Regions from separate parts of the Homo sapiens genome. Here all the other regions are linked to region 1. A link is an interaction called in ENCODE POLR2A ChIA-PET data of the cell type or tissue named here. Cell type or tissue: MCF 10A. All regions are shown on one strand. Region 1 overlaps ITGA6 (integrin subunit alpha 6). Region 2 has its middle 19 kb from the start of ITGA6. Region 3 has its middle 77 kb from the start of DLX2-DT. Region 4 has its middle 130 kb from the start of DLX2-DT. Region 5 has its middle 70 kb from the start of DLX2-DT. Region 6 overlaps LOC107985960 (a long non-coding RNA gene).

Region 1 (4,000 bases):
GGCTGGGTAAGAGATTTCCTGTAAAGGTAACCACCAGCAAAGAGAAGCCTAGAAAAAGCAGCACAGGAGTCCCATTGTCTTAACTGTGTGTCTTCCTAACCACTTCCTCTTCTCACCCACACCCAAGGTGGCTACTAAGTTACCTAAGGCAGGCACAGGGCTTATTTCCTGTTTATCCCATTCCCACATTCGTTCACCTATTCACTCAACAAACGCTGATTAAGAGCCTCCTAGGATGAATAAGGAATTGCCCCCACTCCTCAATCTCTGGCCTGGGGAAGCCTGATCCGTGAACAGGTCATGAGGTCATGAAACCACAGGGAGCTAGAGGCAATGAGAGGATGGTACAGAGTGCTGTGGGCACCAGCACCTGCTGGAGAGGAAGGGAGGATGTCACTAAGAGATGACAGCGGGACTGGAGGTGGCCAGGTAAGGAACACAGCATATGCAAAGGCTGCAAGGGAAGGAGCCAGAGAAAAGGGAGAAGAGGGACACAATGGGTGACAAGAAGGGGTCGAGGATCAGCAGCCTGGTCAGCAGCGCTAAAGGACGAAGGGTCAGAGACCCTCTGAACCCCAGGCTTCTGTAGCCTGCTGTGTCCTGCAGGGTACAGCTGCTTTTGGGTGTCCTGTGGTTTAAAAAGCTGTGGAGGTTGTCCCATTTACATGCCCAGTCCCTCAGAGTGGGTTGGCTTCCCTCAGCCTCTATCTGCCACTTGTTCTCCACTCTCTGTAACTAATACGTGTGGGACAAAGAATAGGCATTTAACTCGAATTTGTTGGCTGGTTACAGGGGCTGTGGTGACAAAATTTCACAAATGCCCACACCAAGCTCTTGCAGAAGAGGTCCTCGTGTCTTACATGCGGCGGCTACTGCAGATGACAGCAGACCACATGGCAGGATGGGGGCAGCAGGCTGGTTTGGGGAAAAAGGACAACAGATTCGAAAAGAGACCTGCAAACGACAAGAGAAATGTACCCACAGAGAATAACGTTAGCTGTTGCACCGCCTCTGGGCGAGCTCAGCCTGCACATGGTCCTGGCACTGTCCTTCCTCCACCTCAGGTGGTCCCACAGGGGATGGAGGAAGCAGGAGTGTTCCACCGCCCCTTGCAAATCCCCTGGGCAGCCGTGGGAGGAAGAGCTGACACCCAGCAGCAGAGGGCGCCCCTGCTCCAGTTGCGCCCGGTCTCCTGGGACCCACCGCGATAAGGTGGCAGAACCCATCACCGAAAGGTAAGGTAAAGCTACACCTTGATGAGAGAACACAGTAACCCCAACCACATTCAGCAACTGGAGGCGCCTTCATCCTCAAGGTAAAGCTGCCCTCCCTGGTTTGGGAAACAAGCAAAGGCTCTTAATTCGCCTGGAACCAGCCTTAAAGGCAGGAGATCACAGCCCATTAGCTGAGGCTGTGCCTAGCAGGAACAATAAATAAGGTAAATAGAGCTGTGTCCAAACAATGACAGCAGAGAACAACCTATCTACTTCCTAATCTAGGTCATTTAGGGTCTGGGTGCTGGTCTAAGCTGTTCAGGACATGGTTGGCTCCTGAGCTAGCAGAGTGGGTACAGGTCCAGGAGGGACAGTCTACACCTAGGAGGACCCTCAGCCCACACAAAATCCAATTTATGCTCAAATTCCAGCTTTCTTCCCTTTCCCTCCAAGGCCCTTAAATGCCAAAAACTGGGCCCAGGCCACCCAGATGGTTCAGTGTGAAAAGCAGGTACTCTCTGGGCACTACCAGGATGCTCACAGCAACTCCTAGGACCAGGGCAGCTGCAGCACTCATTACTGACCATCCCAGTACGTTTGAAGGAGGAAAGAGCTATGTGACAACTCGACCTTCAGAGCCACAGGGACCAAGGGATATGAGTTAGGGCCTTTGTAGGGAGGTGATAGAAATTAACAGAGCAGAGCCTGAGAGGTCTATTCCCATATGCGGTCAAGGCAAGAAAAACTAAACAAAGGGCAAGAATCTGGGTGTGAACTAAGATCATTTCAAAACCGGCCAGTGGACAATGACCTCCACTGAATTTTAAAGCTGCACCGAAATAAAAACTGCCTTGGGATTTCAGCATATCAGAAACCCACACTTAAAAGGCAAAACTCAAAACCACAAAATCATCTTTAACGATAAGAAATAAACACTGAGATACTAAAATGGAATGTAAAAATCTAACGATATAAGTATAACAGTAACTGGGAATATGATATAAATTCAGGTCTTTGGAGTCTAATCAGAGCTCTGGGCACAGAGACTCAGGACTCACTATCATGCTATGAACACAAGGTTATTTCAAAATTCTTCAAGTAAGCCACATCCGTTTCATATATTCAAGTTCTCCCCCAAAGAGAGCTGGTATACTTTTGCATAAATACTTCAAATCAAAAGTTCTAAACACTGGGACACTTTTAAAACTCCAAGAACAATGGCAGCTTTGCTTCACTGTCTTTGGCAATAATTCATTTCCTCAAGGATTAAAGATTCTGCCCCTAGCTATGCAAGCTGGTCAGAGGAAACATGAAATATTGCACCATTAGAACAAGAACACTATTATTGCTTAATTTAAAACACAGCCTGCTTAGTTTGTCCAAATTAAGACCTAAAAAGTTAGAAAGTAGCATTATGTGGCAATTGTGTCACCTTTACATTTAACCCATTTTCAAACTCAGAATTTAATTTTTGCTAAAGTAATAAGTACAAATGATAGGAAATCAAAAAATAAAAGACTTAACGGTAGAAAGCAACAGATTCCAAACTCATCCCAAGCCCCACACTCCGGACAAACCTCTTACTTTTCATTCTGGATTTACTTCTCCATAATTCTGGATTATTATATATGTATTGATTTATCAGCTTTAGGCAATAACTGTTGGCCCCATAATATGAAAAGGAAAGAACAAACTGCCACCTCCCATCCTATGTTTAATAACTAGATTTAGTTCCTCTATTTGCTACTCTGAGTTTTAAAGATTTAAACCTCTATTTTCCCTTCAACTTTTGACAGAAATCTTGATTCCCTAGTTAGTGAGACAAAGCTATGAGCATTTGGATTCTTCCTTCCAAACTTTCCTCTTAGTTTCTCCATGTCTTGCTATCTACCAGCTACACCTTTACACTTACAGGACCTATTACCACTTACATTTTGACTTTTAACCACAATTCAGTCATCTATTCTTTTACATAGCCAAATAAGTATTACTCAGTGCTGAACCAAACTGTATTCTGATTTTCCTTTTTCTGTCTGGGAGCAGTATCAGAAGCCCTCAGCCTCAAAAGAAACTGTTCCTAGCATTAAGGTCAAACAGACTTGCTATTCTTACATTCTATCAATTGCTTTGTGTACTTCACATTTGGACCATGACTCTTGCTTTCCTTGGCTTTTCTCATTGCCTTTCTTTTTTCTTCTATTGTTCACCTTTATCCAAGCCTCAATCTTCTCTAAGCTCCCAAGCCATACCCGCGTTAAATCAGGATCTCATCTTGGCTCACACTCCCTTCTCAGAGCCCCTGGACCTTTCTGCAGCAATGTAGACCTGATGTTCTGCCGGGCCTGCTACACAGGATCATGCTGGAACAGCCCTTCATGGCTATCCTGGGGTAACTGGATTTGATCTGGGATCTGATGTTCCCCCTTGTTTGAATTACTTTCTTAAATACTGTCCTAATAGCATATGACAGGTAAACTGAGTGTGACTCTGCATATACAAAAATGTCTTTATGCTGCTCTCACTCTTGATAGTTTGGGTGTAAAACTCCAGGTTGAAAAACATTTTCTTCAGAACCTTGATGGCACTGCTGTAATTAATTCTAGTATCCAGTGTTGCCAGTGGAAATTCTGGTGTTAGTCTGACTCTCAAAAGGGTAACTTCTTTTTTTTGAGACAGTCTCTCTCTGTTGCCCAGGCTGGAGTGCAGTGGCATGATCTCTACCTACTGCAACCTTTGCCTCCCGGGTTCAAGTGCTTCTCATGCCTCAGCCACCCAAGTAGCTGGGA
Region 2 (4,000 bases), 52 kb after region 1:
TGTACAATGTAGTATGTAACAGGCTGTTCATCATCAAATCACATCCATGCTTGCAAGTGACTCAAGTTGAGCCTGACATATAGAGTGACCAGGAGTTTGGGCACTTCATGTGCAGTTTCCCTTCCCCACTCTCCACAAGACCTCCTTGGGACAGATTCCATACCTGAGGGAATCAGGTCAAGACCGAGTGAGTCATCAGCTTACTTCAGGAACCCACCTGCTGGCTCCAGAGTGGCCCCGTCAGAGCAGGAATGGCTTGGCCAGAAGAACATCACTGAGGGTGCCACCCTCTACCAACTCAGCCCCTGAGCTAGGAGTAATTTAAAGGAAAATGGGTGACATGGCCCTTATTTCTAAGGTGCTGCGCTAATGAAGAGAAACTTGAAGGCAGACTTGTCTCCATGTGGGAGCATGGAGTACAAGATCTTAATCCCAAATACATACTTGTTTCATGAGAAACCCTGAGCCCTCCATGTCTCTTGGTCCTCCCTCTCCCATACTTATAAAGCAGGTTGGGCTGACTTTTCTTTGACTGACATGTCATACACATATAACATACAACATAGACCTATATGACTACATATATGACAATGACCGAGTTGCTATGTTTACTTGAAGTTGGGCTTTTTAAAAAACAACGAGGTTGGGCATGGTGGCTTATGCTTATAATCCCAGTACTTTGGGAGTCTAAGGCAGGAGGACTGCTTGAGACCAGGAGTTTGAGATCAGTCCTGGAAATTTAGTGAGACCCTGACTCTACCACAAAAATAAATTAAAAAAATAAAAAAATTAGCTGAGCAGAGTGGCATGCACCTGTAGTCCCAGCTACTCAGGAGGCTGAGGCAGGAGGATCCCTTAAGCGCAGGAGTTCAAGGTTACAGTGAGCTATGATCACCCCATTGTACTCCAGTCTGGGTGACAGAGCAAGACCCTGTCTCAATCCGTCAATCAATAAGGACAAGAAAGGAACTATACGGTACTCACTACTCAAAAATCTTGGTTTAGGAACCACTTCAGAGGTCATAAGGATTTTTGTGCCAAAAGAGACCTTAGAGATCGTGTAAAATTCAGTCTTCTCCTATGTATAGAGTTAAGGAAACTGAGACCCATAAAGGGTAAGGGGCAGAGCCAGGCCCAGCTTGTGAGTCTCCCTAATCCTAACAAGTACTTTCCCCAGAAAACCAGATTAAAATGAGAGTGGCATGTTCTTCTTCTCAACATCGCAACACACTAGGATTCATAGGGTTCTGCAGTGGCATACAAATCATGCAGTTGTAGAACAAACACTTGGCAGAGGCTGAGGCAATTTCATGGCTTCCACTGAGGCTGGATCTTCTGCCTTAATGGGGCACAATAATCACCAGTCACTGCCACCAAGGTTCCATACAAGGGCTTGCAATCTGCCTGGTTTCACACCATTTCTCAAACCAGAGGTCTTGTTGAGAAGAGACTGAGAAAAATCACCCCTCCTGCTGTAGGAAGAGGCTCTACCCTAAATTACATTGGTTTATTTCCACAAGTTCTTCCTAAAGTCAATCAGATCAAATCAACTTATTCTAATATGCCTTGAATTGTGCTTGCTTGTGACATCAGTGTGAATCCAGGTTAATTTTTCATATGTGAATGAAATTATTCTAAATAAAAACTGTTTTTAAACAGTTAAAGTATGAGTCACATGCTCAGTATTAAACAAAGAAACTTAGACAATAGAAGTGTATAAAACAGAAAGTGACATTTTCCACCCTGTCCAGTGCCCCTCCCTTGAGATAATCATTGTTAACAGTTTGGTTTACATCCTCCCTTTTATGCCCGTAGGAACATGTTTATAAGTATTTGGCTTTCAAACCTTGACTAATGTTTAAAAGCTCCTGTTTAAAGATCATAAGTCAAACTTCCTATTAATAATGCATTAAGCTCACTTTTGGGGTCCTAAAAACAAAAATAGTAAGTGCAGAATGAAAGCAACCTGGTTTTCTGTGACTACTTTTGGCAGGTTACCTCAAACAGGCAAACAAGTCAAATCTGGTAATTTAAAAACAGGACTCCAGCCTTGACCATAGTTAATAAGAACTATAAAACCAAATTATTTTCCAGTGCTATTGTGTGGAGTTGCAGAAAAGTCTCAAGCCTAGGAAAGTTCGATTTAATCCTAAATGTTATCTTATTTACCACTCATAATGAATCTACTTGGCAGAGTCTGGTGCTCTGGTTATTTCCTTTGGTTACAATAGTAACTATGGCTAGGGTGCTATTCCCCTGATGTTTGGGGAGGTGGTTATAAGTTGGTCTGATTTGAAGGACAAGTCTCTCTAGTCTCCCCATGACTAAAGCAAGTCCACACCCAGATACCCGAGGGTTGTGTCTCTACATGCCACAGCTGAGGCAATGTAACCTCAGGTGCTATTTATCTGAAGGGCTTCCAAGGCTGCTGAGCTCCTGGCAGCTGTTCAAGAAGGGACACCTGCATTTGGGAAAGAATAGTAGCTTCCCATGGCAAGCATTCACCGCTTGTGGACCTATAATTAGAAGGGGATAACATCTTGCAAGCTGACTGCTTGTTCTCATGGTCTCAGAAAAGCGATTAGTTTCCATTTCATCCCTTGTAGCTGAATAGGACACAGGGGGTCAGGTACAGGGAGTGCCTGTTTAGCACAAGTGCCTGATGAGGCTCCCTGCATTGTGGTCCTGGATGCCTTGTCCTGGTTAGCCAGAGGAAGAAAAAAGGTACAGCTTAAATAGTGTCAGAGCAAGCCAAGGCTGAGCAATTTTTGTCATTGCCCCTCACTTTCCCTCTCAGTTAGGCACAACTTTGACCTCGAACCTAAATTTCACCACAACTTTCTCTATGCCCCTGGAGTGCTGTTTTCTGCCTCAATTTATTCATCTGCAGAATAGGCTTAGCAGTGCCCATCTCTAAAGGAGGATCAGCCAGTCCATGCCAAAGATGGGTGTTGAAAATATAGATCAATGTCACAAAGTCTCACTTATAATAATCACAAAATACTACCCAATTTCTTCTGTTACCCTGGAATTTTTTTTTTACATCAATTACTACTTGAAGTAAGCTGGGGTAATGTTTTCTCAAACTGAGATTCACAAGTTCTGAGATAATTTTTTAAATTCGGGGCTTTTCTTTGGATTATGATCTAAGAAAAGTCATATCAGAGTGTTCTGGCCCATCAGGCTGACCATCTTGTAACTAAATACTGGCTTGAGTTCATTATCTGTGTTTGTGTTTCCAAGAGAACTGGTGCTAAACTTTCAATGTCGTATGCAACACTGTACACAACATCGTATACAAGACAGTGCACTAAATTTATTGGACAATCAACATAGTCGATCAATGGATAAAAACAAATATAAGAGCTAAAAATAACAGTGATAGGAACAATTAAGCCTCAAATAACGGCTCATCATATTCCAGATCAAAAGCAACAACCAGCTAGTGAAGCATGAAACAACCAAACACATCTTCCTCCTATTCAATCCAACACCAGCAATTTGGTTTCCATAAAATATCATTTATCACATTTTAAAAATATTCCTCATTTGAATTTCACTGATTTTTACAATTATGGATATTTAATTGATAAATGTATTTTACCATTATACTTGTTTAAGGGTCAAAAACCTAAGAAGCATATAACTAGTTTTGTTTGATGGTAATGAAGTAATGTTACTTAAAAAAATAATTTGAGTCATCACTTGGGCTAATAATTTTTTCCATGAAAAGCTGTATATAAACTAACCAAATCTGAGAAATACTGAATGAGGGCATTAGCTGGGTCTTGGTGCTCTTACTAAAGAGAAAATCTCATTCTAATGTTACCTATTAGAAAAGAATTTTGTCAGTAACTTTCCAGCAGAGATTTAAAGCTAGTAGATCTTCCTAATATGATTCATAGTCTTCTTTTAAAATGTGCACGCCACCACACCCAGCTAATTTTTGTAATTTTAGTAGAGACTGGGTTTCACCATGTTGGCCAGGCTGGTCTTGAAC
Region 3 (4,000 bases), 280 kb after region 1:
CCATTTTAGACTTACATACAACCTGTTGCTGCAGTTACATCCCCTAAGATCTGATGGTTTTAAGATCTACTAGGGGATTGGGGGAAGGGTGTTTTGTTATGTTTTGTTTTGTTTTGTTTTGTTTTGTTTTGTTTTAGAGAAGGGGTCTCACTATTTTGGACTCAAATTCCTGGGCTCAAGTAATCCTCCAGCCTCAGCTTCCCCAGTAGCTGGGACTACAGGCACAAGCTGCCATGTCTGGCTCTATTTGAAAAGACAATTTTTTTTTAATGTGAAAGCATCCCCAGAAGTCAAACAGCAACACAGGAAATAAATGAATGACTTTTTTAAAAAGTTAGCAATTTAATTGTGAAACTAAGTCCAAGTCTCCACAGCAGATATTGAACCAGACAGGTTCACTGTTTCAACAAACATATTGAGTACCTGCTATGGGCCAAGAATACAGCACCTGCTGAGCCTCGCTTGGGGGAGGTAGGATGGTCCAGTATGGAAGAGACAAAGCTTATCTATCCCAGCACCTCCAAGAGCATCCAGGGCTCCAGTGAGGGAACAATGGTTAGTGACGCATGCAGCAAAAATGAAGGACCCCCTTTTCACTTAGATGACCAGAGATACCATCATGGGGGTATCAGAGCTGTGTTTAGAAGGACAAGAATTTTGGCCAGGCGTTGTGGCTCACACCTATAATCCCAGCACTTTGGGAGGGCAAGGCAGGCGAATCACCTGACATCAGGAGTTCAAGACCAGCCTGGCCAACATGGTGAAACCCCATCTCTACAAAAATAACCAAAAAAAAAATTAGCCAGGCGTGATGGTGGGTGCCTGTAATCCCAGCTACTGGGGAGACTGAGGCAGCAGAATCGCTTGAACCCAGGATGCGGAGGTTGTAGTGAGCTGAGATCGTGCCACTGCACTCCAGCCTGGGCGACAGAGTAAGACTCTGGCTCAAAAAAAAAAAAAAAAAAAAAAGAAGGACAAGAATTTCAATAAGCAAAGCCATGAGGAGAAAGCAACGCAGAGAGAGGAATCTGAGGAAAACCAAGAGAAATGAGACAGTTTCTGGTGTTTTTACCTAGGTCATCTCAACTCTAGATGACATCCGGCCACTAGACTCCAGGAGCTGGGGCATCTTTCCTTTGGCCTGAAAGCTGAAGGGAGTGAAGCAAGGACAGGCATGGGAGGGACTATTCGGAGGCAGAGGTCAGAGAGAAGGAAGAATTGTGGATGCCTTCTTGACACATTGGCCTTAGGGCTGCCCTGTCAGCCCATCCCAGTCACTGTCTCTCTAACCTGCTGGCTTTTTCAGACAGTCTTGGGGATTATTAGGTGACAAGAAGCAGGTACTTGGGGGAATTACATCGGATATGAGCATTTTCAAACTAAATGTCAGTTAGTTCCCCTGTCATCACCATAGTCCAGAAATCTGTGCTGATATTTGCAAACAGATAAAGGACACCAGGGGCCAGGCACAGTGGCCCACACCTGTAATCCCAGCACTTTGGGAGGCCAAGGCATGAGGATAACTTGAGGCCAAGAGTTCAAGACCAGCCTGGCCAACATGGTGAAACTATTTCTCTAAATAATCCATCCTACTCCCTTCCCTGCTTCACTCCCTTCAGCTTTCAGGCCAAAGGAAAGATGCCCCAGCTCCTGGAGTCTCCTGGCTGGATGTCAGCTAGAGTTGAGATGACCTAGGTAAAAAGACCAGAAAGCTGTCTCATTTCTCTTGGTTTTCCTCAGATTCCTCTCTCTGCATTGCTCTCTCCTTACGGTTTTGCTTATTGAAATAAAGACTTGAAATAAGACTGTCTGGAAAGGCAGCCTCTACAAAAATTACAAAAAGCTGGGCACGGTGGCACATGCCTGTAACCCCAGCTACTCAGGAGGCTGAGGCACAAGAATCACTTGAACCCAGGAGGCAGAAGTTGCACATTCAGCAGAGATCATACCACTGCACCACTGCACCACTGCACTCCAGCCTGGGCGAAACAGTGAGACTCTGTCTCAGATAAATAAATTAATAAAATAAAATAAAATAAAAAGTAACACCAGGGAGCCAACTCGCAGAGCTGAAGAACAGAAGCTGCCGCTGTCATCTTGTAAAATTAGCATAGGTACCCTCGTGTGTGGCCACAAGCTAGAGAGGAGGTCATTACACCTTGCAATTTTCTCAGACACTTGCCAAACCACCCAACAATGAGCCACCTTCCTGGTTAACCACAGGGAGGGCTGAGGGTGGGGCAGTCACAGGATCAGACTCTGGCTCTAACTCAGCCTTGGGGAAATGTTGCTCCTTCTGGGAAATCCCTCATGGCTGCATCTGCTGCATCTACCATCAATGGGCAATGCCTGGCCCAACTCAGAGCCACAGGTCCTCTGGTCATGCCAGGTTTGCTGCAGAGAGGAGAGAAGAAAAAGGAGGAATGCATTGTAAAGTGCCTTAAAGTTCTCTGATGAGGAGTGATTTACATAAATCTGGTCACATCCACACTATAGAACATTGTGTGCTAAAAAAAATGAAGGCACTCTACTGTGCTGACAAGGGAGGTCACCTCCATAATATGGTACTAGGTGAAAAAGGCAAAGTGCACAGCAGACATAAGAGAATGAGCCCATAGGTTTATGTAAAGTATACATATATTCTTGCAAATACATAGGACGTTTCTGGAATGCTATATTAAATAGAAGTAACTGTCTTATTCCTGGGGATGGGGGGGATAGAGGGAGTTTCATTTTCACTTTTTGCCCTTTTGTACTACTTGCATAATTTTTAAAAATAGTTAAGACCTTTTCTAAATTATATGATGAATGAGGCCAAGAAAAACTATTATAAATATGTCTCTATGCTAACAGAAGCTAAAAATAAAAATCATCTTCTTACTTCTATCTCTCTAGCCTAATACACATTTCTATATTAATACCACATCTTGGCAGGCATATTAGGTGCTGCTTCTACACAATAGGGATTAAGCTTTATGGTGAAAAAAAAATTAAAGGTGAGCAGATGTACAAGTTTGATTTATGGAGGCAGACAAAAACGTGTATAAACATTGAATAAATAGAGAGCTGATACACTATATTCCACCCAAAAGCCTTTATAGTGGACCTTTATTGGTCTGGCCTGGTCAGCATCCCTTCCCTCTTTGTCTAGAAACAACAGAAGTACCCTCATCTGACTCCATAGGATCCTGGAGGGGTTGTCTATCATGGTACCCCAAATCTGCCTCTGTCAAAGAGATGGGCCCACACACTGGCTGGCCCACTAGAGCACCCCGTTCTCCAAGCCACGGTTATTCATTGAGGAATAGGCAAGTGTCCTAAGCTGGACCAATCCAAATCTTCCCTAAGATCTGACACATGGGCACTAAAAGGGAAATGTTGCCTCTCTTCCTCTAGGATGTTGAGCTATACAGATCATGAAGGCTTGAATAAAGCCAGGCAGAGGTAAACAGAGTTGAAAAATGGAGGGCGAGGGATAGAGCTGATAACATCACCTGAATTCCTGACTCAGCCATGTTTGAAGCCATAATCACCCACTTGGATTTCTCATTTGTATGAGTCAATAAATTCCCCTTTGTGGCTTAAACTGGATTTTGCTGGTTTTCTTTCCCTTGCAACCTAAAGGGTCCTAGCTAATTAGTATCACCATTTTCTCACTGGAGGCTTAAAAACCCATTCCATGATTGTGAATATCAGCCTCATTTAAGATCCAAAATTAAAGTTTATATTTTAATATTCCAAATATTAGTTTAAAGTAGGATATCCTATTTGTTCTTCAGGAAAAGGAGGCACAAGGAATTTGTTATATGGAATTTCCCCCAAGGTCATACAATTCATCCGAAGCCAAGTCCAGAATAAAAATAATTTCCTAAACCTTTTCTTCTAAAAAAGAAATGCTTTATTCTATGTCAAAGTAAAGTCAAGAGTTATCTGCAAAATCTGCTAGGGGAAGTAAAAGGGAGATGAACTTGTGCTGATGATGTCAGTCCAAGAGAGAACA
Region 4 (4,000 bases), 230 kb after region 1:
AAGAACATTTTGACTCTGAGATGAAAATATTTCTGAAATTTATTGACATCAATTTCTAAGACCTCTGCTGTGCTCCAGTAGGGAGCCACAAAATAAATCGAACAGTCCCAGACCTCTTCCTCACCCCATTTTATGCTAATAACATACTCTCAAATAACCAGTCATGTCTTTTATGGGGTAACCTTGGGTCTACTTTCCTAACTTGTAGTTAAATAAAATGCATATAGTATAAACATGAAACACCCTGCAATTCCTTGTCCCCTCACTTTAAACCAAGAAAGGAGACAAAGACCAATCAAAAAAATTGTTTAAACCATGTCTTTGGTAACATCTCCTGGTTTGTTTTGGATTAAGGGTCTGAAGGGAAAACAATTGAAAAGCAAGTGTAAATCAGCTTCCCAAAGAGAACACTGAGAATTCCAGAGATCTGCATTTCTCAGGACACTTGAGAATTATGTCCACTGCCCCCACATTCCATAACACTGGGGCAGCCATGCAGATTCACGCAGGACCTGGCTTCATGAACGCAAGGTAAACCATTAGATTCAAGCTGGTCCACTCCACCAACTACCGCGTGTGGTTGCTTGGAACAGCAACAAGCCCACGCCTGCACTAGCCTTTAGGTTGGTCAAGTGGCTGCCCACCCAGGCACTGTCTCTGAGGCAGGGTTAGAATGTCACAGCCCGCCCTGGGAGGACAGGGGTCCTGTGCATGTTAACAAGCTCAGTGAAAGGAGGCAAACCACTTGCCTCAGCACCACATTAGGCTGGGGAAGTATAAACTGGAAACCATGCAAATATTTATCTTCAGGGACCTCCAAGAGACCTCTGGGAGAAGGAAAATAAATCTCTACACGTGTTTACTCATAATGATTCCAACAGGCCCATCTAAAAACGACTCCAGCATTTCATTAAACAGACTTCTTCAATGGTCACCGAGCTGTGTAAATACAGTATAAATAAAGGCACAGATCCTCTTTTCTGGCTGGCTGGAGGTGTCCAGTTTGGATACACAATCCCTTTCTCCCAGACCGATCCCTTCTCTGAGGGCCCAGAAAGCAAGAAGTGTACCGAAGGATGTTGTTTCCCTTTCCATTAGGGTTATTTGTGGAGGGACTTTCATTTTGAAAGCATCTATGCTCATTTTTACAGTTTTGGAGAAACAGAAATTTGAAAAAAGGGCAAAAGTCCTGTGTGAAGAATTTAGTACACTTAACAATCACCTTTGATCTGACAAGAAAGGTGATCGGATTAGTAAGCCCAAGAACATGGTGAAAAATGACTTCCAAATGGTCTCCTTCCTCATCTGGCCGGAATAACAAAGCTAATGTTGGACTCGAGTCTGACAACAAGAAGGAAAAGAGCATGACCTCAGAACATCCTCCTGTGGCAAGGGCCCCAGGTGATGCTGAGAAAGCACTTGCTTTTGGAAAAGGCCCCAGCATGCACACACACACACACACACACACACACACACACACACACACGCATTCCTTCCACACAATGACTTGGTGTAAAGAAAGCAGGAAAATCGCTCTCCAGGCTAAAGATTCCCCCATGCTTGTTATTAGTCACCTTTCCCTCCTCCCAACTCTTACTGGCAACTAGGCCAGGCAATGACTCAGGAGGGCAGGCAGCAGGAGAAGCTGGTTCAGCACCACGGCTTAAAAAACACCAAGGCCCCTTCAAGTGTATTTAACTCAGATTTACTAATCTAGTCACCTAGGGAGAGAAGAAGGGAGCCAAGGAGGGGTGCAGGTGTGTGTTTGGGACAAGGTGGGAAAGGAGAGGCATTTGGGCAATGTTAGTGGAAAAATGGAAGCCCCTGCTTTCCTAAAGATAGCTCATGTAAACCAGGAAGGACTCATTCAGATAACCTCTGCAGGTTTCACCATGAGCCATTCTGCTGTGGGCGACTCTTCTGCCTCCAGTACACCTCTGATATCACTGGTAAAATGAAGGGCCTCTAGCACCACACATTACCTACTGGAGGAGGATGTCAGCAGGTCATGAAGTATAACAGGTTCTCCAGGTGAAAGGGACAGATGGGAGCAACATGAAACTCAGACCTGGGCCAACCGTGAAAGCTGAGTGCCAGGACGCACCAAAGTCAGGCAGAGGGAAGACAATGGCAAACCTCTATGCCCCAGGACTGAAAGATTTCTCCCTGAACATGGTGGGCCCTTTCTTTGAGTATGATGTCTAATTTGGCCAACTTGTCAGATGGTATAAGTCCAAGGGAAACCTCACCTAGCACCGTCTGATGGAGTTTGAGGGTGGCACTTGTAACTGTCCTGCTCTCCTTTGTCTTTGTGCATTCGGCAAACTGTCTCTCCCATCTGGGTTCACTACTCAAGAGACCAGGCCAACAGCTTGTCCGTGCTAACCCTCCACTAATCACATCACAGACCTCCGAGTGCTCCCCACCCCGAACCTTGCCTGTCCTTTCCTGTCAGAGCAGGCTGCTCACACCCAGCCACAATGATGTGATTGCAGCAGAGCAGCTCCTTAAGTGGAACACTGGGGAGGATAACACCCTGCCTGAAATTTTCAACAATCACACACTCCCCAGCCCTGATGTTCTACACAGCACTTCCATTAGCATGATTTGCGACAGACTTACTAACCAAACCCCACTGCTTCTGGCTGGTATTCAGGCCCAAATACAAAGGAATGAGTAAAAGCTGTTTTCTCCCCAGCAGTATCTCGCCTCCTTGGCAGGTGGCAGAGGATGATGTATGGAATAGCTGGCATCTCCTCCTCCTCCTTGGAAAGGAATTCAGCACACAACACTGCTGTCAGCCAACCCACCAGCCAGCTGACTCTCTGAGGGCAGCGGCAGGCCGAGCAGCAAGGCTGGATGCAGCCGCCAGGTAAAGGAATAGGCCAATGAGGCCAAGGGACCTGCACCGGCACTGCCTCTCCCAGGGCCTGAATTCCTGGGCAGCCTCGGCCTCTACAGCCCACAGCCTATGCACCAGCCCACTAAACAAGCCTCCTCCATCCTCATGTGTAATCAATTATGTGAAAATCTCACTGGAACTTTCTTTTAATGTCCTTTCTAAAAGCCTAGCCATTCCATTAAATCTGCCCTTTAATCTACCCATGCTTCCTTTATTGCAATACATACATCAACACATTCCATGAGCCACAGAGCTATCTATAGAATATTAACAGTACCTTTCTTGTAAATGCTGACACATTCAGAATGGCTTCTGTATTTGTTTTATTTGTGTTCTTACACAGTCTGTGCTCCAGAGACTTTGGGGGCTCCTGCCAGGAGAGGCTGGTCATGCTGGGTCTCTCAAGTACTTCTCATCTGGCCCAGTGGTGGCTCCCAAGATCTTTACTCAGGGACCTGGGGCCACAGTCTGACTGGAGGTTTAGGAGCTTGTCTGAAGCTGGCTTTGCAGAGCAATCATGATGCATGTACTGATATTTAATGTTGATATGTAGAGGTTTGGAGTAGAAGGTCATGAAATAATGAGGAACCCAAAACCCTACCCCCATATTGGAGCTGCAGCCAATAAGATCAAGTGCAGCCATTGATTATGGTGCCAAGAAACCCCAGAGTCCTTCTAGAAGGAGCCTCAGAGCCAGCCAGCTCTCCGTCAAAAAGGAGGCATGCAAGATATCCTATTTCAATGGGCAAGTGGCAAGATTTAAAAGACAAACATGAGCATGTAGGTGACATGGAGTACCTAGAACTCACATGTTGATGAGGCAGTAAGCACTGTCATTAATTCAGCTTGTACCGAATAACACACACTATGTAAAAGCCTTGACTATACTAGCTCATTTAACCCTCAGCACAACCTTGTGAGGTAAGCATCACTAGCAACCCCATTTCAGAGACCAGAAAACTGAGCCCTTGTTCCAAGATCCAACAACCAGCAAGTGCTGGTCCCAGGCTTTGAAACCAGGTCTGTCTGGCTATGGAGTTTCCCTTCTCACTACATCCTTCAATCTCCCAGTTACACTAACCTTCACACAGGATTTCT
Region 5 (4,000 bases), 290 kb after region 1:
TCAGCCATCATGCCCGGCCGAGATTTACACATTTTAAAAGGTAGGGCAAAGAAGCCGGGCATAATGGCTCATGCCTGTAATCCCAACACTTTGGGAAGCTGAGACGGGTAGATCACTTGAGGTCAGGAATTCAAGACCAGCCTGGCGACCATGGCAAAACCCCGTCTCTAATAAAAATACAAAAATTAGCTAGTCGCAGTGGCACACACCTGTAGCCCCAGCAACTCAGGAGGCTGAGGCAGGAGAATCGCTTGAACCTGGGAGGCAGAGGTTGCAGTGAGCCGAGATCACGTCACTGCACTCCAGCCCAGGCGACAGAGCGAGACTCCGTCTCAAAAAAAAAAAAAAAGAAAAAAAAAAATCAGGTAGGGTAGAGGCCAGCATTAGAAGATGAAAACTGTAAGGAACTAAGGAACTAGAATTTTGACTTGCTTCTTTTACGTGCAAAAAGTATGAATTCTTTCAGAAATGGGGTCCTGGCATATTATAACCAGAGATTAACTGGTCATGTGCAAGAAGGATAAAAATCATTTGCAATCCAATAATCCAATAGAAATAGGAAAACGATGTGAACCATCTGCTCATAGAATTCAAGTAGCTCTTTTTTCATGTGGAAAAGAATAAATTGTACTCACAATTTAAAAGATGAAAACTAGAATGAAATTCTACTTTTAAAGCCTATTTGCTCACCTTGGCAAATATTTTAAAAGTGCGATAAACCTAGTGTGAACAACGAGGGAAATGGGGAGCAGTCACTGATGAGCGTATCAATAGGTACCACCTTTGGTGGTCAATTGGCAAAATCTATAAAATTTTAAATGCAAATATTTTTCAAGGAGACAATTCCACTTCTAGGAATGTATTCTATAGACATGGTTGCACACGTACTCAAAGATATACACACAGATGTTCACTGCAGAATTGTTTGTCATAGCAAAAGACTGGAAACAACCGCCATATCCTTCCATCGTGGCCGATAGAATAATTACGGGGTGCTGGTATAACATACAGAACACCAGGCAGCCATCTAAAAGAATGCCGTACACCCACACATGCTGATGTGAGGTCATCTCCAAGATACATGATAAAGGGGGAGCTGAGGCGGCAGGGCAGATGACCCAGTTTGGGGATGGGGACGCATTTGAAAGGAGATAGCCATATACTTGTGTTCTGGAAGGAATCAAAAGAAAATATTAGCAGTGGCTGCCTGCTCTGAAAGGGGAAGAGGCTTCTGTACTGTTTGAATTTTCTACCATGTGCACTTACTATTTTTTCCATTTTTAGTTAACTAAAAAAAAAAAAGAAAGAAATAGCCATTTAAAGCAAGGTAGAGGGGAGGGAGATTCATGGTACTCTGAGCTCTGCTGTCACAAGGAAAGAGAGTCCACATCCCACCCAAGCACTGAGCAACAATGGAAAGTCAAACGCTGGAGGAGGAAGCAAGGCCAAAAAAATATTTTTTTAATAAAATAAAAAAATTTATGTAGATATAAAGAAAATGATAGCAACGCAACGATAAAGGCATTGGAGTAGCACTTTCCACCAGCATATTGCTAGTCAGAATGAGTGCAGCCCGGCGCGAGGACCACCCGTTTCCGTGACCACGACTGGACCCCTCCCCAGCCCACTATCCTTGGGGTCCGCTCGTTCGTGCCGTCCGAGCCGTCTGTGGGGGCGACCCAGGCCCGGGCGCCTAACTCCCGGCAGCGGGGCGGCAGTTCGCGCTTCCCCAAGGGTGGTGCAGGTCAGCCCCGCAGGCGGGCAAGATCCTAGCCCCGGGACGTGCTGTCGTGTGTGCAAACTTCGCTGCGGTCTGAAAGAGCTGTCGGTCGGTCGGGGCCCCGGAGGCCCCCGGCACGGCTGCAGTTGCGCCCGGGGCTGAACGCGGCGTTGGCTGCAGCGCGCTCCCAAGCCGCCCCGCCCCGGCCCACATTCCTAAGGCCACAGTGCGACCCAGCGGGCCGCGGGGAAACTGCGCCGGACCACGGCCCGCCACCGCCCGAGCCCTCACCTGCAGCCTTCCAGGAAATGTGGCCGCGGGAGCAGCTTCCCTCCTCCTTCCTAAATGGAGAGGGCTGATCTGTTTGCCAAGACAATGTCTAAACCTGACCCTTCCCTCACGCTGTAGAAGAAAATCGAAGTGCTGGAAAGTTCCGGTGGAGGGACTTGGAGGGATAAAATTCAGAATTCCAGACATCTTGTAATTTATGAAGTCAAGGAAGGTCCGTTTCTACCTGAAGAATGACTCTAATGATTTAATAAAATCTATAGACACTAGGCTTATAAGCAGGCTCGACCAAAATGCCACCTGCTTTGTGACGTTGGCCTCTGGCTAAGTGGAAATGTCCCCTGGCTCGCTGGCTTTCGCGGCCATTGTAACAGTCTCTCAGCTCTTACCACGTTCCCTGTGAATTGAATCTGCATGTCATTCCCTTTAGCAGAACCTACAAGCTCCATGAAGCAGAGATCCTATCTTCCTCATCTGTCTTAGGAATAGGCACCAAGACAGAAAGAAACCCTGCAGCAGTTAAGAACAGGAAAGAAAAAAGCAGCAAAGTCACAACAGCAACACTCACTCGCCAATTTTATTTGTCACTTAACAAGTTTATTGGGCTGGGCGCGGTGACTCACATCTAAAATCCCAGCACTTTGGGAGGCTGAGGCCGGTGGATCACCTGAAATCAGGCGTTCGAGAGCAGCCTGGCCAACATAGTGAAACCCTGTCTCTACTAAAAATACAAAAATTAGCCGGGTGTGGTGGTGCGCGCCTGTAATTCCAGCTACTCGCGAGGCTGAGGCACAGGAATCATTTGAACCCGGGAGGCGGAGGTTGCAGTGAGTCAAGATGGCACCACTGCACTCCAGCCTGGGTGACAAAGTAAGAATCTGTCTTAAAAAAAAAAAAAAGTTTATTGAACACCAAATAACCATATATTATGGTGAACCTTGATCCAGTAGACCAGCATTTTTCAATGGATGCCCTCTGCACTTCAGTTTCAGGCCATATTAATACCATATAACTTGAACATCAGGGCACCCTGAACATATGGTGAGCCCACGTGTTGCAAGAGAAAAGTTCCTCAAAAAAAAAAGTTGCGGTTTTAGGAATTCTTTTAGCCAACTTGAAAACATAAATGTTTAGGATATATATGAGTTAAATGTCAGTGTATAGGATTGGATTTATTCATTTGGTTACACATAAAAGCTTAAATCACACATGTGAAATAACACATTGATTTTGAAATAATGCTTTTTTTCTACTCTGACATGTTATGAAGCAATTTTATTTAAACTCTTACCTGAGTTTTTCAATATCTTAGTCAGAAGAAGAGACGTATCTTAGGGCATCTAACACAGTCATTTTTATTTACAAACAATATTTTTTGAACCCATGTGTGAGCTACCACCGGACATTTAATACTAAGCCATAATTTGATAAATTCAGAGTTTTAAAAAATGTATCCTATAGGTATAGATTTGTGATCTCTTCAACATATTCACTAACTGTATTGCTTTTTTGTCATTGCTGATTTACACCAGCACCCAGTCAATAGTCACATGGGGAGGTCAGGCCCTGCATCAATCAGTAAGGGTCTAGCTACAGAGAATAAGGGTCTAGCTCCTGGCTAGTTTGAGCAAGAGATTTGTAACAGGGTGTCATATAACTTCCAGAATCACCGAACTGGAGGTAGTAGGGGAGAGTTTGGCAAGAAACAGACTCTAGACTGAGCTTCTAGTAATAATTCCAAAGTCACATCAGATAATTGGCCAGAGAACAAAAAGCCCCAAGCCAAATCTGGCTCTGCTGCTATGGCGGCCCCGTGTGAAATGATGCCACCTCTGCTACAATCAAGAAGCTGCCGGCCAAGCTTGCTGCTGCTGCATATCATATCTGCTACCAATCACAAACAAAAATGAATGCCACCTTCCAAAGCCAAGATTTATATAAGCAAGTGCATCTGAATGTCAGAACCTAAAGTACATCCAAAATTCTTACTGC
Region 6 (4,000 bases), 210 kb after region 1:
GGGTGTGTGTGTGTATTGTAAATATATAGAGCTTGAACAGATACAATTCAATCACCATCAGTGATTGCTTCTGGAGAGGGGAGTGGTGGGGTGGAGGAGGTTAAGAGGGCTTTCAAATTTTGCTCTTTTTATTTATCATTTGATTTTTTTTTTTTTTTTTTTTTGGAGACAGGGTCTCACTCTGTTGCCCAGGCTGCAGTACAGCAGTGCAATCGTGGCTCACTGCAATATCCACCTCCCAGGCAGCTCAAGCAATCTTTCCACCTCAGCCTCCTGAGTAGCTGGGACTACAGGTGTGCACCATCACACCCAGCTAATTTTTTGTAGAAACAGGGTTTGGCCATATTGCCCAGGCTGGTCTTGAACTCCTGAGCTCAGGAGATCTGCCTGCCTCAGCCTCCCAAAGTGCTGGGACTACAGGCATGAGCCACTGTTCCCAGCCGGAATATTTCATACTGAGAATATTTCAGGCATTACATGCATAATTTTTACTTTAGAAAACTCAAATAAAGGACCAGTTCTAACAAAACAGCCACAGAAATGAGCTTCCTCTTCCTTTGAAGGCACACAGAACTCTGTGATTTGGTGTTTCAGTAACCTCCATCAAAATGTTCATTCAAACAAGCATTGCTTGCACACCTACCAGGCTAGGGACTGTTGTATATGCCACCTCACTGAATCTTCATAATTCCCCACAAGGGATGGATTCAAAATTTTTTATTTCAAATTTTAGAAGAGTATTTTGGGGTATGTGGGTTATAAAAATGGAATAATTTACGTAGCACTTTCTGTAGCACTTTTCTCTTATACATCTATTAACATTTCTTTCTTCCTCTTAAGAATATGGTGAGGTAGGAAGCTCAAGAGATTATTACTCCCAGTTTATACATGTGGGAACTAAAGCTAAAAAGAATAAATAACTCACCCAAAATCACAAGCAAATTAGGAATGCAAACTAGAAATGAGAACCAAGTCTCCTGATCCCCTAATGTTCTTGCCAGCAGAGCTCGGCTCAACCAGCCCAATCATTCCTGTCATCTTCATGCCAACAGCTGATCACAAAGTGACTGACTGTTAGGCCCCTGTAGTGGTCATCTCGTCCAGTGACCCTCATTCCTGGCTACACACTGGAATCCCCTAGAGAGCTTTTAAAATTTATCAATGCCTGGGTCTCATCCCAGAATAATTAAATCAGAATCCATATGGGTAGGATTCAGACACCTGTATTTGCTAAAAGCTCTCCAGTGATTCTAATTTATAGGCAAAGTTGAGAACCAGCATATCAGCTTTCAGGATAGCAAATAGGTGTCATTTCAGATGCTAACTCCAATTAACAGAATAGAAAGAGAAGGCCATCTAAGAAGGACCAGGAGCTGCCATGTGGGCTCAGAGGGCAGTGAACATTGTTGCCTCAGGAACTGGAGGGACGGGTGGCACAGGAGCTGTGTGCCAGCCAATCCTGATCTAATCCAACTCCCTCACTTTAAAGACAAGGAACCCAAGGCCAGAGAGTTTATGTGATTTACCATGGTAACAAAACAAGCTAGTGGCAGATCAAAGTCTAAACCAGGTCTCCTAAGGTCTAGATCAGTCCTCCATTTGTTTATATAACTGAGTGGCTCCCAACCCGATTCACGACCCCCGGGAAGACGTAAGATCACCCTGTGATTGACCTGCTCTTGCCACCACGCACCGGCAGATTCAGAGGCCTACACCCAGCGCCACTCACATCGCCAAAACAGGCGCCACTCACAGCAGCCCAGCGGCCACTGGGCGTTTCCAATACCAACTGCTCTCCCCTCCTGCCACCATTTGGGTTGTCCTTAAAAGTCAGAGAAACAGCTATTGCTGGGCCTGGAGTTGGGAGCTGTGGCCACAGCTTCCATTTATTACTAAACCATGGGAGAGGCTCCCAGGAATGTGCCTGGCAATGGGCGCCAGGCTGCCTCCCGCCATGCCCCAGGCACATCACTCTGGCATCTAAATCGCTGCCTGTCCTAGAAGCCTGTAGGGGTGACTCACGTGTGTCTGTGTGTATGTGTGTGTGTGTGTGTGTGTGACTCAAGGGTCTGTCATAAAGGCCCCATGAGTCACCCACTTCCTGACCAACACATTATGAAGACAGCTTCAGAATGCACAAAAGCACAGGAAAAGAGCCTGTTGGCCAGGAATGGGTTTTGTGTTTTCAGGAAACTGGTTACTTTTAATATAAATACACATACACAGAGAGCACCCAAGATAAAAGTCAACAAGCTTAGTGTCTCCTCATTGAGACAATGCTCTGTTCATAATGGTTTCTGAAAAATTTTTATTATGGCAAAATATACACAACATACAATTTACTATTTTAACCGTTTTTAAGTGTATAGTTCAGCAACATTAAGTCCATTCACACTGCTGTGCAAACATCGCCACTATCCCTCTTCAGAAATTTTTCATCTTCCCAAACTCAAAGTTCATATTCATTAAACAATAGCTCTCCATTCCCCTCTCCCCCAGCCCCTGGTAACCACTATTCTCTGTTTCTTTGCATTTGACTGCTGTATCTATCTGTAATGTTTTATTTCATTAATCTTTTAGGGTTTTAAAAATTGCATTGTTACCTCTTTTTCTAAGGACAAACACGGATAATCCTTTGGCTTCTTGTACCTTTCTTTTAGAATTCCCTAAATGTAAATAGAAAGGACTCTCTGGAGTTTTTATTCTCACGGGGTGGCTATAGATGGAGAAGCAGAGATGACCAGGGGCTGTTTCAATTGAGCAAAGAAGTTTGCCTTGGAGCACCAAACCCAACACACCTTGGTTGCTCACACAAAGAGGTCCCGTTTGCCACAATCCAGTGCTCTCCCCGGGTGGGTAGTGGTGGCTGTGAAAGGCAGCCCGCTTATGAGCCAAACTGTGCATCTGGGGTTCCCGCCCTCAGCAGCTTTCCTGGGAAACCAATGAAAGAGGAGAGAGGAGAACGCTGGGCTCTGGGAACTGGCGTAGTTGGCCGGCATTTCTGCGGTTGTTCATACCGTGCCTCCAAGTGCATGCGCAGACCAGCTCCAGCTCTGGGCGCCTCTGCAGGAAGCGGGAGGCTGGCGGCCCATGAGGACTGCAGCTGCTTGCACTCACTGTCCCCACGGGTGACCTCACAAAGCACACTTCCTTTGCCTGCCCACTGCTCTCAGAGGCAGTGTGGACAACCCCTCAGTGTATAGGCTTGAGAGAATCAGAAAGAGGTCCACTGCTGAGCAGCACTGTTGGGAACTTAGCCTAAGCAAAGTGCTTAGCCTGGGGTCCATGGACGCCCCACCCAATGGCAACCATGACCACAGAAAGCCAACAGTCTCGGGATTAGTGAATATTCTGAGCTCAGACTATGAATCCACTGACCTAGGTGTTTAATGAATATGAAGATATAAATGGAGTGAGCCCTTCCTTCAGAGCGCTCACAGCCTGGTTAGGAAGCTAGGACTCAGAGCCTAGGTCTCCAGCTAGGTGAAACTGTGCCGGATACCGTGTTCATACACTGTGTTCATACGTGGTGAAGAAGGTGCTAGCAGAGTTGGCTAGCTTCAGGAGGAAGCTGAGTCCTGAGACTCTCAGGGGCAGATTCCTTTATAAAGGTGCGACCTTTTTGGAGTACAGTTGTACATCTGAGAGGTTTTTAAAATTTTTGATTTTTGATCTCTTTGAAACAGGCCTCAACCATATGTTCCCAAGCCCCTGGGTTGCTGACTGGCAAGAGGAGAGAAGCCACTCCACCAAGCTGAAACAGTACCTGTCCCTCACGGTGGGGAGCTGAGGCAGCCCAGCAACCAGTCAATTTTTGCAGGACCAGAAGCACCATTAGAGGCCTTGCTTGCTGATTCATTTCCATACCTCGTTGATCTCCACCCACAGAACAATATGTAGAAGCATTTTCAAACAGTTCGCACCAAATGCCCTCACTAACATTCCAAAGCAGCTACAGAGGAAATTAATGGTTTCCTTCAGAGGCTTTTATTTATACAAA

What was found. ChIA-PET counts read pairs that join two places held together with the same protein. Peaks named below come from ENCODE experiments on the same cell type or tissue, not always from the same donor. Only the 100,000 strongest peaks of a DNase experiment are listed, where the experiment ranks them.
Region 2: POLR2A ChIA-PET joins it to region 1 with 19 read pairs; 4 of 35 experiments call an interaction of 5 or more read pairs at or near these places.
Region 3: POLR2A ChIA-PET joins it to region 1 with 20 read pairs; 14 of 35 experiments call an interaction of 5 or more read pairs at or near these places.
Region 4: POLR2A ChIA-PET joins it to region 1 with 31 read pairs; 6 of 35 experiments call an interaction of 5 or more read pairs at or near these places.
Region 5: POLR2A ChIA-PET joins it to region 1 with 22 read pairs; 14 of 35 experiments call an interaction of 5 or more read pairs at or near these places.
Region 6: POLR2A ChIA-PET joins it to region 1 with 21 read pairs; 2 of 35 experiments call an interaction of 5 or more read pairs at or near these places.

Annotation. Positions count from the first base shown.
Region 1 is chr2:172,459,385-172,463,384 of GRCh38, reverse strand. The region is part of intron 1 of ITGA6 (integrin subunit alpha 6); the gene reads right to left. Among named protein-coding and RNA genes, the nearest start is that of ITGA6-AS1, 4.6 kb to the left of the region's middle. In MCF 10A, a CTCF peak has its summit at 1,175 (motif pointing right); DNase peaks (open chromatin) are centred at 1,194 and 2,474.
Region 2 is chr2:172,406,975-172,410,974 of GRCh38, reverse strand. No RefSeq gene overlaps it. Among named protein-coding and RNA genes, the nearest start is that of ITGA6, 19 kb to the left of the region's middle. In MCF 10A, no CTCF peak of the experiment used is centred here; a DNase peak (open chromatin) is centred at 2,414.
Region 3 is chr2:172,177,751-172,181,750 of GRCh38, reverse strand. No RefSeq gene overlaps it. Among named protein-coding and RNA genes, the nearest start is that of DLX2-DT, 77 kb to the right of the region's middle. In MCF 10A, no CTCF peak of the experiment used is centred here; a DNase peak (open chromatin) is centred at 2,230.
Region 4 is chr2:172,229,701-172,233,700 of GRCh38, reverse strand. No RefSeq gene overlaps it. Among named protein-coding and RNA genes, the nearest start is that of DLX2-DT, 130 kb to the right of the region's middle. In MCF 10A, no CTCF peak of the experiment used is centred here; DNase peaks (open chromatin) are centred at 1,580 and 2,750.
Region 5 is chr2:172,170,582-172,174,581 of GRCh38, reverse strand. No RefSeq gene overlaps it. Among named protein-coding and RNA genes, the nearest start is that of DLX2-DT, 70 kb to the right of the region's middle. In MCF 10A, a CTCF peak has its summit at 1,947; a DNase peak (open chromatin) is centred at 1,941.
Region 6 is chr2:172,251,432-172,255,431 of GRCh38, reverse strand. It overlaps LOC107985960 (a long non-coding RNA gene), which reads right to left. Exons shown (of 6, transcript XR_001739773.3): 1 at 2,799-4,000. Among named protein-coding and RNA genes, the nearest start is that of DLX2-DT, 150 kb to the right of the region's middle. RefSeq lists an enhancer at 1,342-2,541. In MCF 10A, no CTCF peak of the experiment used is centred here; a DNase peak (open chromatin) is centred at 2,041.